Regions from separate parts of the Homo sapiens genome. Here region 2 is linked to region 1. A link is a contact called in ENCODE Hi-C or POLR2A ChIA-PET data. All regions are on one chromosome and are shown on one strand. Each heading gives the region's core, a stretch centred on a gene start or an enhancer-like site at or near the end of the contact. The rest is flanking DNA. Distances are from core to core; before and after follow the strand shown.

What was found. Hi-C counts contacts between places; a loop is a spot of excess contacts on that map. ChIA-PET counts read pairs that join two places held with the same protein, here RNA polymerase II (POLR2A). Pooled maps may share reads with other maps.
Region 2: a loop to region 1 is called in a pooled map, with 2.1 times the contacts of the local background. The contact joins the promoter of SERHL2 here to the promoter of BIK in region 1. A Hi-C loop is called at or near these places in 1 of 168 maps with a recorded cell type or tissue (Ramos) and 1 of 50 pooled maps. POLR2A ChIA-PET finds 5 or more read pairs at or near these places in 1 of 52 experiments (HEK293).

What each region holds. Positions count from the first base shown.
Region 1 is chr22:43,108,310-43,114,078 of GRCh38, forward strand. BIK (BCL2 interacting killer) reads left to right here and starts at 2,441. Exons shown (of 5, transcript NM_001197.5): 1 at 2,441-2,494. RefSeq lists silencers at 2,391-2,560, 3,091-3,310 and an enhancer at 2,508-3,066.
Region 2 is chr22:42,552,706-42,558,474 of GRCh38, forward strand. It overlaps SERHL2 (serine hydrolase like 2), which reads left to right and starts at 1,251. Exons shown (of 12, transcript NM_014509.5): 1 at 1,251-1,337; 2 at 2,233-2,382; 3 at 2,527-2,640; 4 at 2,959-3,000; 5 at 3,359-3,378; 6 at 3,809-3,883; 7 at 5,643-5,752. The coding sequence starts at 1,316. RefSeq lists a silencer at 794-1,193.

The sequences.
Region 1 (5,769 bases), core at 1,191-3,690:
CACTGCAATCAAGGCCTCCCAGGTTCAAGCAATTCTCTGCCTCAGCCTCCCAAGTAGCTGGGACTACAGGTGAGTGCCATCACACCCGCTACTTTTTTTTTTTTTTTTTTGAGACAGAGTTTCACTCTTGTTGCCCAGGCTGGAGTATAATGGCGTGGTCTCAGCTCACTGCAACCTCTGCCTCCCTAATTCTCCTGCCTCAACCTTCTCGAGTAGCTGGGATTACAGGCATGTGCCACCCCGCCCAGCTAATTTTGTATTTTTAGTAGAGATGGGGTTTCTCCATGTTGGTCAGGCTGGTCTCAAACTCCTGACCTCAGATGAGCCGCCTGCCTTGTCCTCCCAAAGTGCTGAGATTACAGGCGCAAGCCACCGCGCCTGGCCTAGTTTTTTAATTTTTAGTAGAGATGGAGTTTCGTCATGTTGGCCAGGCTGGTCTCAAACACCTGACCTCAGGTGATCCACCTGCCTTGGCCTCCCAAAGTGCTGGGGTTATAGGCGTGAGCCACCATGCCCAGCCATCTCTTCCTCCTTTTGATCAGCATATTGTCTTGGGATTTTGCAAAGTAAATAAGTACTGTATTTGCACCCACTCTGCCCTTGAATCATCCAGTGTCCCCAAACGGTCCTTCTTTCTCCATCTTTTCTGCTAATGTTTACTGAACATCTCCTACATACCTGGCACTGTGCCTCCAGCCTTAAGACCCCTCTGCAAGCATCTCACATATATCAGGTCTTTCGGACCCATGAGACCCCGTGTCATTGCTTTACCTCCCTGAGTCTCAATTTTTTCATCTGCAAAATGCATTCAGAGGGAAGCCCCCATTATGAAGGGTTCCCTGCTCCTGACTGTAAGGCACTCTGTGGCTGTTAGCCACAGTCAGGGCGAGCTGCTTTGTAGGGGTTGATGTAGTTTGGAGGCCCTAGAAGAAAAGACTACAGGGCCGGGAGTGGTGGCTCACGCCTGTAATCCCAGCACTTTGGGAGCCCGAGGCCGGTGGATCACCTGGTGTCAGGAGTTCAAGACCAGCCTGGCCAATATGGCAAAACCCCGTCTCTACTAAAAATACAAAAACTAGCCGGGCATGGTGGCACACGCCTGTAATCCAGCTACTAGGGGGGCTGAGGCGGGAGGATTGCTTCAACCTGGGAGACAGACGTTGCAGTGAGCCAAGATTGTGCCACTGCACTCCAGCCTGGGCAACAGGGCTAGACTCTGTCTCAAAAAAACAAAAACAAAAACAAACAAAAAAACCCCACAAAAGCAAAGAAGGTCCAGAGCCCGGAAGGCGGGAGGGGCTCTGAAGACTTTATCACACTTTACCTCCTCTGTTCCTCCCAACAGCCCAGCTCTTGGTAGGTGCTGTTGTCCATTTCACAGATGAGAACATTGAAGGGGAAGTAATTACCCTAGAGGTGGGAAGAACAGAGTGAGGGTACCCAACAGGTAGCAAACGACAGAGCTGGGGGAGGGGAACCCCTGTCCCTGCCCCTCCCCTAATCTCTGAGGGGATCAAGACAGAAGTAAACAAGCTTTGCCGTGCCCAGGACAATTGTTACTTTGTTATTCCAGGAGCGCTCTGCCTTCTCCCACCCCCAATATACCCCAGGGCTGGAGTTAGGTCCTACCCATCCCCGCGTAGCAGGCTGCCCACCCGCCCACCCCGCCTGGAAGCTTTCTGATTTCTCTGTTCGCCCCGCCAGGCGCTGTGGGGTCCGTCTCACCAGGTCTGCACGTGAGCCCCCTGCCCCCAATCCCTCCCAGTCCCGCCCGCCTCTCGCGGACCCGGAGCCCCGACGGGAGGGGGAAGGCAGTGGGTGTGTCATGCAGCTGGAAGGCTGCGGACGGGCGGCAGTGGAGGGGCAGCCCCCTGGCTTCGGGTATGGATCACTGGATGCTGCTGCTAACCAAATGTGAACCTCGGTTTTCATATTTGTGAAATAGGCTTTAAAACACCTAAATCCCAAAGCTGCCAGCCTAAGGAGCACACGTCTTTGAACGCTGGCTTCACGCTGTCATTTAAGTCATTTCGTCCTCTTGGAGCCTCGGTTTCCACGTGGGTAAAATGATCGTGAAAAAAAGCACCGAGGAGTACTTTGAGCTCGAACGGAGGCCATCCGTGTAAAGGGCCAGATTCTGTCAATGGATCGATCCCCCCGATATTGATGGAAACCCCTGAGTGCACGCCCGTGCTGGGCGCAGGGGAAACAGCGACGCACGGGACAAAACAAGCTTGCAGAACAGCAGGGGGCAGAGAGGCTGTAAACAAGCCAACGGGCTGCACTTGTAGCGGTTCTGTTGCCAATGCCATTCAGACCCCAGTCCGGGATTCCGCGCTCGGGGTGCGAGAGGCCGCTCCCGGGGAGGGGCGGGACCCGGGCGGGGCGGGAGGGGCGGGGCGCCCGGGCCTATTAGGTCCCGCGCCGGCAGCCGGGCCGCAGACACGAAGCCTCCCGGGTGGCTTACAGACGCTGCCAGCATCGCCGCCGCCAGGTGAGTGCCCCCGACCCTGCTGCCGCCCGCTGCTCCGCCCAGCTCGAGCCCGGCGGTTAGCGCCCAGGCCGCGGCCCGGGTGCCGAGCGGCTGGAAGTGTGGGGAGCCGTGCCCAGGTTTTACCGCTCCAGCAAGTCGCTGGCGGGGCGACGTCTCGGGACTCCGGCTCCGAAACGTACCCTCTCTGTCCGGGGCTCCAGGTCCCCGACGGGCGATCGTGCCAGGCGCGGCCCCTGCGGGCCTCAGTCTCCGCGCCTGTGCAATGGGGTGGTCCCTCTGCGTCTCGCCGCGACGGCTGGACGCCCCATCGCCGCCGCACAGTCCTCCAGTGCGGCTTCCGGGCACCCGGCTCCGAACTCTGGGGTCGTGCGGACCCGGCCAGACCGTAGCGCGGCAACGCCAGCCCACGGCCGCGGCCGCACAGCCCCGGTGCCCTTAAAAGAGGGAAGATGGCGTCGTGCCCGGTGCCGCCGGGACCGGCTCCCGGAGGCGCTGCGCACCTGAGGAAGGGCCGAGGAAAGGCTTCGTAACGGGACGCCCAGAAAGTCCGGAACAGGAACGTGCACACGGAGCGGCGCGCAGCCGCCCGCCCTCGCTTGCCCACGCGCCCTGCACAGGTGCGCCCCAGACTGGGCGGGGACTAGAGCCCGGCTGGGGCATGCGACCTTGTTTGGTAAATTGGAGGTGCGCCCCTGCGGGTGACCCGCGAGGGGGCCCCCCGCCTGCGGGGCGCGGTCACGACAAGGCTTGTGGGGTTCGGAGCTGGTCGTCGTCTGGGCTCTGGCCTCCTAAATGCGATCGCTTTCAAGCCCTTCATTGTCAATTTTGCTAGAATGAGCCACTCGTGGGGTAGGACGTGGTTGTTGATGTTACTGTTGTAGCTCTTACTATTGTAACATTTTTGTTGCTGTTTTAACGCAGTGTTTACTGTGGTCTGGGAGCCCGAGCTTCCCAGGGAGCATTGGTGTCAGCCTCATGTCCCCGCATTAGGAGGAGCGCAGTCTGGTGGGCACTAGCGCCGGGAAGTTCTTAACATCTGTCTGCCCCTGGGAGCAGGAGGCCTCATCTTCCAGGTGGAGAAACAGAGATTTCAGTCCCAGGAGGCACAGAAATGCCAGGGTTGTCTAGCTAGAAGCCAAGGGCCCTTTATGGAACCCAAGCCAAAACCTCTTTCCACTCTCCAGCCCTGTGGCCTCGGAAGGGCCACTCCATCTCTCTGAACCTCAGTTTGTTCTGTTCACTCTGCAAAATGTATCCCTGAGGTTTCTGGCCAGGTGAAAGCCCCTCTCAAGTTAGTAGCCTCCCTGGAGTTAAGACTCACCCCGATTTCTACTTAATTTGGGCACGCCTTTGGAATAAGTTCTCAGGAATGGCACAGTTTGGGTGTTTTTTGTTTCTTTTTGTTTTTTTTTGAAACAGAGCTTCGCTCTTGTTGCCCAGGCTGGAGTGCAATGGCGCCGTCTCGGCTAACTGCAACCTCGGCCTCCTGGGTTCAAACGGTTCTCCTGCCTCAGCCTCCTAGTAGCTGGGATTACAGGCGCCTACCACGAGGCCCAGCTAATTTTTTGTATTTTTAGTAGAGATGGGGTTTCACCATGTTGGCCAAGCTAGTCTCGAACTCCTGACCTCAGGCGATCCACCCGCCTCAGCCTCCCAAAGTGCTGGGATTACAGGTGTGACCCACCCCGCCCGGCTTGAGTGTTTAAATACTCCTGCCTCAGCCTCCCAAGGTGCTGGGATTACAGACGTGAGCCCCTATGCCTGGCCCTTTTTTTTTTTTTAATTGTCTTAAGGATGTTAAGACTAAGATTCTCACACATTTGACTCGTGCCTGTAATCCTAGCACTTTGGGAGGCTGAGGCAGGAGGATTGCTTGAGCTCAGGAGACTAGACTGGGCTAGACCAGACTGGGTAACATGGTAAAACCCTGTCTCTACCAAAAATACAAAAAATTAACCGGGCATGGTGGCATGTGCCTCTGGTCCTAGCTACGCAGGAGGCTGAGTTCAGAGGCCTACCTGAGCTTGGAGGGGTTGAGGCTGCAGTGAACCCTGATCATGCCACTGCACTCTAGCCTGGGAGACAGAGTGAGACCCTGTCTCAAAAAAAGGAGCATTAGGCTGGGCATGGTGGCTCACATTTGTAATCCTAGCACTTTGGGAGGCCGAGGGAGATGGATCACCTGAGGTCAGGAGTTGTGAGACGAGCCTGGCCAACATGGCAAAACCAGTCTCTTTTAAAAATGCAAAAATTAGCCGGTCGTGGTGGCGTGTGTCTGTAATCCCAGCTACTTGGGAGGCTGAGGCAGGAGAACTGCTTGAATCTGGGAGGCAGAGGTTGCACTGAGCGGAGATCACACCATGGCACTCCAGCCTGGGCCACATAGGGAGACTCTCTGTCAAAAGAAAATTTAAAAAAGCATCAAATGGTAGATCCCCAGTGTCTGTTACAGCTTGGGTACTCTATGGCTGGATAGAGAGGCTGCATACATGTTAGTTATTGTAAGTTTGTTTGTTTTTTTGAGACGGAGTTTCGCTCTTGTTGCCCAGGCTGGAGTGCAATGGCTGGGAATACAGGCGTGAGCCACCTCACCCGGCTCAAGATTCTTACACATTTGACTTGCCTGTAATCCCAGCACTTTGGGAGGCTAAGGCGGGAGAATTGCTTGAACCCAGGAGGCGGAGATTGCAGTGAGCAGAGATGGTGCCACTGCACTCAGCCTGGGCTAACGTGAGACTCCATCTCAAAAAAAAAAAAATTACGTCTTGTGTCACAGAGCTGCAGATAAACCAGAGACTACTCATAACCGTGTACTTTTTTTTTCCCCCATTTCTGATCCCGTCTCAACGGAAGGATGTAATTGAGGAAGGGCTTGATTGGCCAGTGAGTCTTGAAGCTGACACCACTGCTGGTGGTATTTTCCCCTCTCCCTGGAAAGCATCCTGTTTTTAGTGAACCTATTAAATGTGTAGACAATTAATGGCTTTTTGCTTCCCCTGCTGCAGACTTAGCGGATCCCATGAGATTTTGACTACCGTCTGTGCTCAGAACAGTTTGAGCCGTATGGAGGAAGTCTCCGCACCAGTCTTACTGTTGGTGGTCACCAGGAAGCCAGCAGTGTGTCTGAACTGGACACATGTGGCCACTTCCTAGCCTCCCTTTGTCCTGCCACTGGTTGGTTGGGGCTGGGCCCTGGGAGAAACATAGAATGTGAGCAAATCAGTCCGTGGCCCCTAAGTTCCTTGTTGGCCCCGAGGCAGGCAGGAGAGGGGCGG
Region 2 (5,769 bases), core at 1-2,500, 560 kb before region 1:
TAACACGGTGAAACTCCGTCTCTACTAAAAAAAATACAAGAAAAATTAGCCGGGTGTGGTGGTGGGTGCCCGTAGTCCCAGCTACTCGGGAGGCTGAGGCAGGAGAATGGCGTGAATCCGGGAGGCGGAGGTTTAAGTGAGCCGAGATCGCGCTACGGCACTCCAGCCTGGGCTACAAAGCGAGACTCTGTTTCAAAAAAAAAAAAAAAAAAAAAAAAGAGAATTCACTACCAGTACTTGTTCTTATTTGTCCTAGACTTGCCACTGTTTCAGACTCAAAGGGTGCACTTTCCCTCTTTCATTGTAGGATTTAGTGCATGAATCTGCTCACCCCAAACATCCTCTTCATAACTTGGGGTTTTCGATCCTTTCCAGGCAGATATTGTTTATAATCCCTCACCTGGAGGGTTCCTCCACGTCCCCAATTTATACATTCATTTGTTCACCTGTACAATTTTTTTTTTTTTGAGACGGACTCTCGCTGTCGCCCAGGCTGGAGTGCAGTGGTGCGATCTCGGCTCACTGCTGGCTCCGCTCCCCCGGGTTCACGCCATTCTCCGGCCTCAGCCTCCAGAGTAGCTGGGACTACAGGCGCCCACCACCTCGCCCGGCTAATTTTTCGTATTTTTAGTAGAGACGGGGTTTCACCATGTTAACCAGGATGGTCTCGATCTCCTGACCTTGTGATCCGCCCACCTTGGCCTCCCAAAATGCTGGGATTACAGGCGTGAGCCACCGCGCCCGGCCTGTACAACAATTATTAAGACTGGCTTGTGCCAGGCTCTGCTGAGAATCCCAGGACACGGTGGGGACACGGTGGACGCAGGCTGTCCGTCAAGGGGGCTAGTAAGCCACTAAACAAAGGGTAGCCTTCAGCCCTGCGGCGCGGGCCAGCGAGCATTCAGAGGCCCAACTCGCTGTGGTTGCTCCCCGGGTCTGGTCCCGCGCGGACGTGGGGGCGGCCATCAGGACTGCCCGGGGGTTGGCGCCCTGCTGGGTTCCAAGCCGGTGGGCGCGGACAGTGTGGCGGGAAGGCCGGGCCTGGCGGGTGGGGGCGCGGCCTGGCGGTGGGGGTGGACCTTCCTGGGGTGGAGCCCGCGGCTGTGGGAGCAGGGCCCGCCGGGGCTCGGGCAGGGCGGTGGGAAGGCGGGGCCTTCTGAGTGGGGGCGGGGACTGCTGGAGTTGCGGGGCCTGCCTGGGGTAGGGCGGGGCAGGACAGCTTGGAGATAGGGCCCGGAATTGCGGGCGTCACTCTGCTCCTGCGACCTAGCCAGGCGTGAGGGAGTGACAGCAGCGCATTCGCGGGACGAGAGCGATGAGTGAGAACGCCGCACCAGGTCTGACGGGGAGGCCTTGTGCGAGCGTCCCACTGCCCACCCACCTGGTTGGGACAGTAGAAGAGGGCGGGATGGAGTGGAGGGTTCGCCGACCGCGTCGCCCTCCTGGGTGTCGCAGCTCCTTCCTCGGCAGTCCCGGGGCATGAGAGCGCGACCGGCCAGGAGTTGGGGGACCCGGGACACGGCCGCACGTGGCCTCCCAGGGTTCCAGGAGCCCCTGAGTTAGCCGAGCGTGCGCGTGGGTGTCGGGGGTGCGCAAGTCTCCAGCCTTGCAGAGACGGAGGAGGCTGCCAGATGTGGGGGCGGTGGGGGTTCCTGGAGTCCCACCGCCTGCCCTAAATTTCCACTCCGCCCTTGTCGCCCAGTGTGACCTTGGGCATGTACTGCAGCTCCCAGTGCCTCAGTTTCCTGCTCTGTGGAGGGAGAGTGACAGTGGTCCCACCTGCTGCGTGTATGAGGGTTTGGCACCCCTCTGGCCTTTGGGAAAGGCTTAGGAAACGGGCTGTTTCTTTACTCCGGTTTTACAGGAAAGGAAACAGGCTCAAGACGTTTTAGTAACTTCTCCAAGGTTACCCAGCCAGCAAGTGATGGGGTCCAGGCCTGACCAGCGCCCCCGCCCCAGCACATTCTAGAAGGTTCTGCCCCAGTTTAAATGGGGTGCATGCTCTGAGGCCTGTCACAGCTTTTTCCGGCTTAACTTCTCTGTCCCTCCTCTGGGAGTCTCCACTCCCATGTCTGACTCTCTCCCCATAACCTTCTGGGGCAGCTAAGGGTCTGAGTCCCTCTGGACATGAGCCCCTGGCTCAAGCACATCAGGCAGAGATAAGGGGCTCAGGGAGCACCAGCTTCATGGGTGAATGAATGAAGGAATGAAAGACCCGGCTGTGTCTTTCAGGTCTGATCTCAGAGCTGAAGCTGGCTGTGCCCTGGGGCCACATCGCAGCCAAAGCCTGGGGCTCCCTGCAGGGCCCTCCAGTTCTCTGCCTGCACGGCTGGCTGGACAATGCCAGCTCCTTCGACAGACTCATCCCTCTTCTCCCGCAAGGTGTGAGGCTGGGGCTGAAGGGAAGGCCAGGGGGAAAGTGGGCAGGAAGGTGAGGGGGGAGGTCTGCAGGGGAATGAGGAGGGCGGGGAGACAGCTGGCATAGACACCTCTTCCTACCCTCCAACCCGCTTCTCTCTGTTTCAGACTTTTATTACGTTGCCATGGATTTCGGAGGTCATGGGCTCTCGTCCCATTACAGCCCAGGTGTCCCATATTACCTCCAGACTTTTGTGAGTGAGATCCGAAGAGTTGTGGCAGGTAAGAAACAGAGTGTGTATTTTCGGCGGTGTGGGGGGTGCTCTAGGGCACCCCCTCTTATCACTGGAGGCGGGGTAGGATCCAGGAAGCAGCGCTGGCCTGAGAGTGGGGCCTGGGCTCTGGCCCCAGGTCTGCCAGCAATTCACGGGAGATCTTGGGAAAGTTGAAGAGTTCGCTTCCTCCAGTGGGTCCCCCAAGCTAGTGTCCTGGGTGGACACCCCAGATGCTGGGAAGGGATTTCCTGAGCCTGGGGACTAGAAGCAAGATCGTGGGCTGAGCCTGTGCCCAGCCGGACCTTCTGGCTCCTTGCATTTCCAGCCTTGAAATGGAATCGATTCTCCATTCTGGGCCACAGCTTCGGTGAGTACAGTGGCCAGGAGCTGACCGGGCCCGGAGTAGGGCTGGGAGGGAAGGATAGGAGCTGCTGCCCCACCCCTTTCCCCTGCACTTATGAGATCTGCAAAGAGAGATGAGAGGGTCAGTCAGAGGTTGACCACTGTACCCTCTGACCTCAGGCAACTGCCGCAAGGGACACAGGGATGAGGGAAATGTGGTCTTTTGAGTGGTCAGGTCTGATGAAGGGGACATCATGGCCCAGATGCTGAGCCCCCAGCCACCCATATGGTGCCCCCCCCCCCCAACTGGTGGGAAGAAGCTTTAGGGTATGCAGCTGGGGAGGGAGTGAGGGAATGTCACCCACAGCTCTTTTGTCCCCCAGGTGGCGTCGTGGGCGGAATGGTGAGTAGATGGCTTTGTCTGGCCAACTGGGGCTCCCTTGGGTGGAGTGGGGAGGGGAGCACAAAGGAGGAAGGAGAAGGTACCTGGGACAGAAAGTGCCTCCTCCTGTCACAGTGACAGTCCTTATACCAGGAAGTTGGTGTAAACGGTGGAGACTCCTGGTAGAGTTCATGTTTCCACGCCCCCATACCCGGTCCCACCGCACCCTGGAGTCCAGCCATCACCAAGGTCTGGAGCTCAGTGCTGGGTGCAGACTTAGGGGTGGTGGGGGAAGGCACACCATAGATAGAAGATTCTCCTCTGGCCTCTTGGTCAGCACCCTCCCCCCAGCCTAAAAGATGTTTCGGGGAACTCCAGGGTCCCCAGGGAAAGGCGGGAGTGTCCTTTCCTTCTTCCCCCTATTCATTCTCCCCTTTTGGCATCCTCACAGTTTTTCTGTACCTTCCCCGAGATGGTGGATAAACTTATCTTGCTGGACACGCCGCTCTTTCTCCTGGAATCAGATGTGAGAAGCGGGCTTTCGTGCATGCTGTCATTAGGGAGGACCTGGGCCCCGGGCAGCGCTCCCAGCCCTGTCTCCTTTGGTGGACACTAGGGAAGCACGAGGAGGCGGCAGAGGGTGGGAAAGGGGAGTCAGGGACCCGCTCCCCAACAGATGACAGGCTTCTGCTGCTTATACCCCTAGCAGTGGTCAGGACAAGGGGTGTGGGGGACCCCTTGGAAACTGGATGTGTGGCTCGGGATCTGCAGAATGCCAGGCTGATCACGCAGTGGCAGGCAGTGGAAGAGGGCAGCGGCCATGGGTGGAAGATGTTCTAGGGCACACAGCTGGGCCGGCACACTGCACTCACACCCAGTCGAATGCCTTTGCACTGTGTCCACATTGCACCACCACACATGACAGCCCTAAATGTGAACTGAAGGAACAAGGACTGACCCCTCTGACCACCACTACCCATAACCAGTACTGTCTCTGCGTCTGAGTCCTGGCCTGGTTTACCTGCTGGGTGACCCCTGGCAAGTTACTTTGCCTCTCTGGGCCTTAGTTCCCGCACGTGTAAAATGAGGTTGGGCTCAATGACCTGGCCAGCTCTGACATCCTGTCATTTTCTTGCCAAGGTCTCAGCCTATCAGTTGTGACACAAGTCTCATCAGTTTCAGTTTTCTTGTCCATAGAATGACCACAGATCGGCCAGATGCGGTGGCTCACGCCTGTAATCCCAGCACTTTGGGAGGCCGAGGCTGGCGGATCACCTGAGGTCAGGATTTCGAGACCAGCCTGACCAACATGGAGAAATCCCGTCTCTACTGAAAGTACAAAATTAGCTGGGCGTGGTGGCACATGCCTGTCATCCCAGCTACTTGGGAGGCCGAGGCAGGAGAATCGCTTGAACCCAGGAGGCGGAGGTTGCAGTGAGCCGAGATTGCGCCATTGCACTCCAGCCTGGGCAACAAGAGGGAAACTCCGTCTCCCAAAAAAAAAAAAAAAAAAAAAAAAAAGAATGACGGCAGATCCCATAAGGATAAGGATCATGTCCATCTCTGTCACCACATCCCCAATCCTGGCACCTAGTAAGGGCTCAGTAAATGTTCCTTGCATGAGCTCAGCTAGCTCAGGGGCTATTATAAGGATCCAATTTACAGATGGCAGACAGCAGACACTCCCTTCTTTCTGCATTTCACCCACTGAATTGACAAGTGCAGTGCCCCCAGGGGCTTCCTCCTGGGCGAGTCAAGAGGGGCATTTGGTCCTCTTGTCCTGCATTCTCAGGCATGGGTAGATGGGAGATGCCCCCCTCTGCAGCCCCAGGCAGTGGGCCTGAGGCTGTCCTCACAGAGTGAGCCACACATCATGGGGGAGCTTGGAAGCCCCAGAAATGCGCCCTTTCTGCCAGTCCCTTTCTGCCACTGAGAATGATGGCATTCGTTGAACCAGATGAAACTGCCAACCCCAGATGGTTCGTGGCCTCCGGACCCTAATTTCATGCCTTTGCAAAGCACTTGGCAGTTGACAGAGATTCCCCTTCCTCTCCATCATCCCACCTGATCTCTTCAACTGTCCCTGGCCGCAGGCAAGACCAGGCTGGCTGTGACTGAGGCGAAGCAAAGACTCGTTCAGAATCGTGGGGCTGACTAGCCAGGGCTGGGGCTGTGTGCCCCTTTGCCGAGAGGGGCTCAGCTGAGAGCAGAGGGCAGGGCTAGGAGGGGCAGAGACCTCGTCTGCAGCCTGGATCCCTGCCCACCAGCCAACTGTGCCTCCTTAGGAAATGGAGAACTTGCTGACCTACAAGCGGAGAGCCATAGAGCACGTGCTGCAGGTAGAGGCCTCCCAGGAGCCCTCGCACGTGTTCAGCCTGAAGCAGCTGCTGCAGAGGTGGGTGCCCGGTGTGG